Linked DNA regions of Homo sapiens: region 2 is linked to region 1. A link is a loop called in an ENCODE intact Hi-C map of the cell type or tissue named here. Cell type or tissue: natural killer cell. All regions are shown on one strand. Each heading gives the region's core, and the rest is flanking DNA. Links, peaks and the distances in the headings are about the cores only. Region 1 holds the start of LOC105371934 (a long non-coding RNA gene). Region 2 overlaps IKZF3 (IKAROS family zinc finger 3).

Region 1 (2,808 bases), core at 256-2,755:
TGGCCAGTGACACCTCCTTCTACTTAACATCCTGCCCCAAAGGGCCCCTGCTGGACCTCCAGGCACCACTGTCAGCCTGGGGAGCCGGTGGGGGGATTAGGCTGCTGCCAGGCTGGCCCGCACCTGTTGCCAACCCCAGCCCTATAACTGGAGCTTGCTAGGGAGGGGGCTGCAGAATGACAGGTGTAATTTCTGCAGCTAGGCAACTCCACCCCCCCAACTGGATATGCCTTTCCCTTCTGCCGGAACAAGGGAAGACTTCCCCTTCGCCACTCCAAGTGTCAACCTGATCTTATGGATGATGCCCCTGTCCTGCCTGATGACCCCCACCCCCATCCCTGGCTGCAGAGCTGGGCTGCCCTCCTTCAAGTTTTCAGAGCTGTGCTGCCCTGGCAGGGCTAGGGGTGTGGGGGTGTGTAGATGGGGGTGGTTCTCTGTTAATGTTTTAATTGCCTAAAAACTGGGAGCTCAGCTCTGGGCCAGTGGGGAGTCTGGGTCTGGCTGGCCGCCCGGTTTGGGCTAAATATAGTCTGGGACATCTGCAGAGAAGGGGAGGGGGGTGGAGGGAGGTTCCATTCCCCCACCTTCAGCCAAGGTGCCCTCGTCTGGGCGGGCACCTTGGAGCAGTGAGGGGGATTCCTCAAGCACAAAAGGCAGGGGAGAAGTGGCAGGGAAGAGGTGGCAGGGGAGAGGTGGCAGGGGCTAGGCACAGTTGGGACCTTGCTTGCCTGGAGGCCAGTAGATGCCGGAGATGAACCTGGAGGCTCAGGACAGGGCAAGAGTGGGGCACGCCGGGGCTGGGTCCTCTGGCTGTTCCCTCTCCCCACAGAGTTACTTGAGGTCAGGCAGTCTCCATGTGTCACTGTACCCCGCAGGCAGTGTCACCGTGACCCACTCGCTGTGTGTCTGTGTGTACACACCTACCTTGGAGTGGCTTTATCCCGGCCCTCCCCCCGGAGCCTCTGTCCCCTGGGTCCTACCGCAGGTCCTCAGCCCTCCTTCCCTCTGTCCCTCGCCCTACAGTGAAACCTTCAGCCCAGGAATCGAGACTTGAGAAGGGGAAGCTGCGGTGGGGAGTTCTCTGATCTCCAGTCACGGCAGGAAGTGGAAAAGAGGGGGGTTAAGGGGGGGACCCATGAGTGGCAGGCAGGGAGGGAGAGCCCTGTCAGTCCTGTGACCCACTGTGCAGATCAAGGAGGGGTTGGCCCCCTTCCTAGTGGTCCCCCTTCCCTCCAGCTCCAGGTAGGAGAAACCTGGGGGACAGCTGATTCCCCAGGGGGTGCAAACAATCTTCATCACCCCCCCAACACTAAGAAAAAAAATGTCTTCCTGTCACGTGGCTGTCACTTCCTGTCCCACTGTGGTTCCTGGGATGTTTGTTGTTGGTTGCCATGGTGATGTCTGCCGTGGGCACTACCCCTGGTTCTTGTGGGGAAGGAGCTACCCCTCCCCACCAGGCTGGGGGGGTACTTGGGGGACTTGACTAGGGGGTCCTTTCAGGCTGAGTGTGTGTGGTCTCTGATGCCCCAGATTCCCCAGGACCCCCCAGACTTCTGTCTGTGGGGAGGAGTCACTGCCACCTACTCAGACTGAGTGCTGGGGAGACTGTGACCGCATCTGGCTGTGCCTGACCGTGGCTGTGACTTTGTGAGTCTGACTGATTTTGCAGCCCTTGTCCCCTCTGGCCGGGGTTCCTCTCGCTCATAGAGATGCCCATTCAGGGAACCTCTGTGCTCCCTATCTGTCCTCATATACAGTTCTGGAGCCTGCTCCCATCCTGTGTTCTGATGGAAACCACCTTCCCCAGGGAGTTTCTGTGGCTTCCTGGACTCCAGGCTGGAGTGTCAAGGGGCTGTGGGGCAGGGTCCTAGGTTGCATGTGTTTGGGGCTGGGGAGGTGGGGGCTCTGCAGACTATGCCTTCCCCTGCACACACAGCCTGCACCCGCTTCTCCCTTGTCTGGCAGGCGCTCTTCTCTAAGGGGAAGGCCATGGGGATCTGTGACCTATTATCCCTATCCACCTGTGGGCTTCCCTGTTCAGCTGGGGATGGTGAGGGGAAGAGATTCCCCCTAGTTCTAGCCCCAACTGAGTAGGCGGGTGTGGAGTAGGAAGTTGCTTGGGGGGGGGTCAATGGGTCGGAGGGGGGGTATGGGGCAGGGCACAGTCTGACTCAGGCCTGGTCTGGGGTCAGAGCCAAAAGGATATCCTGAGGCAGGACTTGGTGGGGGGGTGTATTCCTGGATTCCCTGCAGCGTGGGTCCCCAGGGTGGGATGCTGAGAGGGGGCTGGTACCATCTAGTCCTGCTGGCAGTTTGCCCTGGGACTCAGAATATGGCATACGCAGGGTTGGGCTGAGCTGAGGGGAGGGGTGAGGGCTGCTGCAGCCTATCTCCCCACCCTGGCCCTGCCTGTATCTCTGTAAGCTGTCCCCCCATTGTGAGAGAGCTGTGCTTCCTGCTTGGTAGCATGGAGGGGAGGTAGTGGTGAGGGGGCAGCTGCCAAGGTGTGAGGGTGGGGAAAGCCCCGTGCCAGGCTGGATGTGAGGTCGGTGGTTTCCAAGCTAGGGGGTCCCCTTTTGTCTGTGCCCCTTTGGTCCCTCACCCAACAGAGCTGCCTGCGTATGGTCCACACATTTCTGTGGTCTGGCTGTGGCCTCAGTAGGCTCATCTCTTCCTCTTCCCATTTTTTTTTTCCTTCCCTGTGGGTTGGTCCCTCTTCTTGAGGCCTGAATTACCCCCTGCCCTTTCACCTACTCGTTGCTTGGAGTAGGGAGGCTTCAGTTCTGGTTCTACGTGGACCTCTCAGAC
Region 2 (2,808 bases), core at 66-2,565, 550 kb before region 1:
AATTTTGATCGGATACTACTGTGAGTACTTGGAGACTAAGATCCCTTCCCCCTTTGTTAAAAACAGAGATTACCAAGTGTGAGATTAGTGTTAAAGACAACTGGCATCAAATTAAGTCTAAATTTTTCTCCTTAGTATGATCCAGGAGACTGAAAGAGAACTGGAAAGAAAATAATTATCCTGCTGTGTGGACCCAGGTTTTTAAATGCTCCATGTGCTTGCTGGCAATTTGCATCCTACATTTGGGGAAACACTGAAAAAAGATAATGCATGGTAGGACCGAATGGTGGGCATTCCGAATGGCCCACTGTAGGGTGTGAATCCGAACCAAGAGCCAAGGCTACCTGCCCTTGAGAAAGACAGGTTTGTGGTTAACGTAACAGCAATGTGTAAGGCAGACCAGAACAGTGAGAAATTGGAGCCAGAAGAACCAGCTAAAAGATCTATTCCCATGAGATGAATTTGTCTTTGCATCCCCACAAGCAGCTGACCTTAAGGCCAACCTGATAGTTTCCAGAGAAATACCTGAGAGAGAAAAAAAATATGCAAACGAAAATACCCTGTCTTGGAAACTCAATGAGAAGCAACAGCAGAGTAGACCTTGGCCAAAGTAATCAATGTTTTTTATTTTCAGTTTCCAGATTGGATATATCTTTGGTCAAGGCCATCTGGAAGACTGAGAACATGAGAGCCAGCTAAGGTCACAGACATTCATTCCCTAGAATGTGACACAGAAATGATGAACTTCGGTTTCTTGGCCTTTTTAAGGTTATTGGTTATTTTCCACTGTGGCCACCTCTATTCATCTCCCTAAATACCAGGGGTCCTTGAGAAACTTTTTCTCTTTTCACCCAACAGAGAGGCTCCAGAAGGTTTCTGGGTGGGGTAGGCACATCACAAACTCTGATTTTATCCTTTCTCCTAAGAGTTTGCTTTACTTAACAAGGCCTACAATTTCACAATCTATACCACCTGCAGCATATGTCAGAAAACAGCTGAGTGCTAAAATTGTAAAAGGCAAAACATTAAGAGGAAGATAAACCCCTGGATGAGTGGAAATATGTGACTGAATTCTGTAGTTAACACAGACCATTGTTCATTGTTAAGGAGATGGGGCAGCCTCAGATGTTCACGTGCATGCAACTTGCAATCATCAGATCCCCTCGTCTCTGAGTTACGGTAACTTGAGCAGTGCAGATGATTATCAGTCACCTGTAGACACGATGACTCAATGTGTATGAAACCCAGAAAGGGTAAACTACAGTAATTGAAAAGCCAACAGCTCACGTTTCTTTAGTAACACACTCATAAAAAAGGTTAGTCAAACCACAAAAGTGTAACTGCTTCCAAACCTGCACGGAGCATCTGGTCCAGCTTCTAGTCAAAATCACACCACGCCTTTGAATGATTCATGATACCAGCTTCAGGCTGAATTAGAGGTCTTCTTCCAACAAAAATACACACGGCAACAGCAAGTCCTAAGTTTAGAAACTAAGGCTGCCTGGTTGGGCCATTCCCTACCTGTGGTTCTTTTTAAAGGTGTCAATGTCTTATATCTTGGCTTTGTTAACTCTAAACTAAGAAACCACCTGACCTGAACTGATGCAATGTGGTGAGGACATATGGTTGTTGGCTTCTAAGTGCCAACTTGGAAGTACAGAATCACAGGCTAGAGCTAAAAGGGCCCTTAACTGAGCAAGTGGATTCAGAACTCTGTCTGCAGGGTTGAGGGGGAAGACCCACCACCCTAATATGTTTACTTCTGGTCTTTATATTTCACAGTACCTTGCACTGTGCCTTATATACAATAATCCCAATAATGATAAGTACTATTTATTGAGCCCCTGCTGTATCCACCGTGCCATCCTAGATACTTTGCATACTGTCTCATTTTACCAGCCCATTAGGGGTTGATACTTTTTTTTTTTTTTTGAGACAGAGTCTTGCTCTGTCACCCAGGATGGAGTGCAATGGTACGATCTCGACTCACTGCAACCTCCGTCTCCTGGGTTCAAGTGATTCTCTTGCCTCAGCCTCCCAAGTGTCTGGGACTACAGGCACGTGCCACTATGCCTGGCTAATTTTTGTATGATACCTTTTAAGGTATGAATTATCATCTCTTAGATGAAGAACCTAAAGCACAAACAGTTTGATTCACTTTCCAAGATTGCCCAGTTGGTGAACAGAGAACCAGGATGTAATCCAAGAGCCCACATATCCCAGTATATGTTTGAGTGTTAACTGATGTTTCCTGGCTGCTACCTTGCCCATGGCTGCACAGCCCCACCACCAGCAGTGACTTCAGGTTTTCTGCTGTGATGGTTCCCATAGCAGAGGGAAAGGGGGCTTAGTGGCAGCAACTGCTTTTTCCACATGGACCAGCACATGCACTCAAGAAGTATATGCTGTGCAGAGTTGTTATGATATCTATAAAGTGCTTAGCAGTGCCAGGCATGTGTAAGCACTCTATTCCCATTATTTGCTTAGCACCATGGTTAGGTGATTTGAGGAATACAACAAAATTGCAATCCACTAGAGGAGATGCAGCATGTACATCATTTCATGACAAATCAGTATCCTTAATGCTACATGGTAGAACAAAACATAGAGTAGCCAAGAGAGTGGAAAGAGAAAACTGAATTACTTCTCAAATATGCCACACTTAATATGGGGCAAAGATTCATCTATTCTTTAAAGTCTCCTTGAAATCAGAGGTGGTGGTAGTGACGGTGGTGGAGACAGTCATATCTATAATAAGAAGCAGACTAGTAAACTCGCCTGGAGTGCAGAGGGAGGATGGAGCAGAGA

Evidence for each region. A loop is a pair of places that touch in the nucleus more often than their neighbours do. Peaks named below come from ENCODE experiments on the same cell type or tissue, not always from the same donor. Only the 100,000 strongest peaks of a DNase experiment are listed, where the experiment ranks them.
Region 2: it touches region 1 in a loop (7-fold over the local background); 3 of 110 quality-filtered maps call a loop at or near these places.

Annotation. Positions count from the first base shown.
Region 1 is chr17:40,321,613-40,324,420 of GRCh38, forward strand. The region is part of intron 1 of RARA (retinoic acid receptor alpha); the gene reads left to right. It overlaps LOC105371934 (a long non-coding RNA gene), which reads right to left and starts at 912. Exons shown (of 2, transcript NR_189654.1): 1 at 720-912. RefSeq lists an enhancer at 1-23. In natural killer cell, for the core only: no CTCF peak of the experiment used is centred there; DNase peaks (open chromatin) are centred at 1,059, 1,389 and 2,499; H3K4me3 peaks cover 1,838 bases; H3K27ac peaks cover 2,500 bases.
Region 2 is chr17:39,768,892-39,771,699 of GRCh38, forward strand. The region is part of intron 7 of IKZF3 (IKAROS family zinc finger 3); the gene reads right to left. Among named protein-coding and RNA genes, the nearest start is that of GRB7, 32 kb to the left of the region's middle. RefSeq lists a silencer at 1,504-1,573. In natural killer cell, for the core only: no CTCF peak of the experiment used is centred there; DNase peaks (open chromatin) are centred at 1,390 and 1,480; H3K27ac peaks cover 2,500 bases.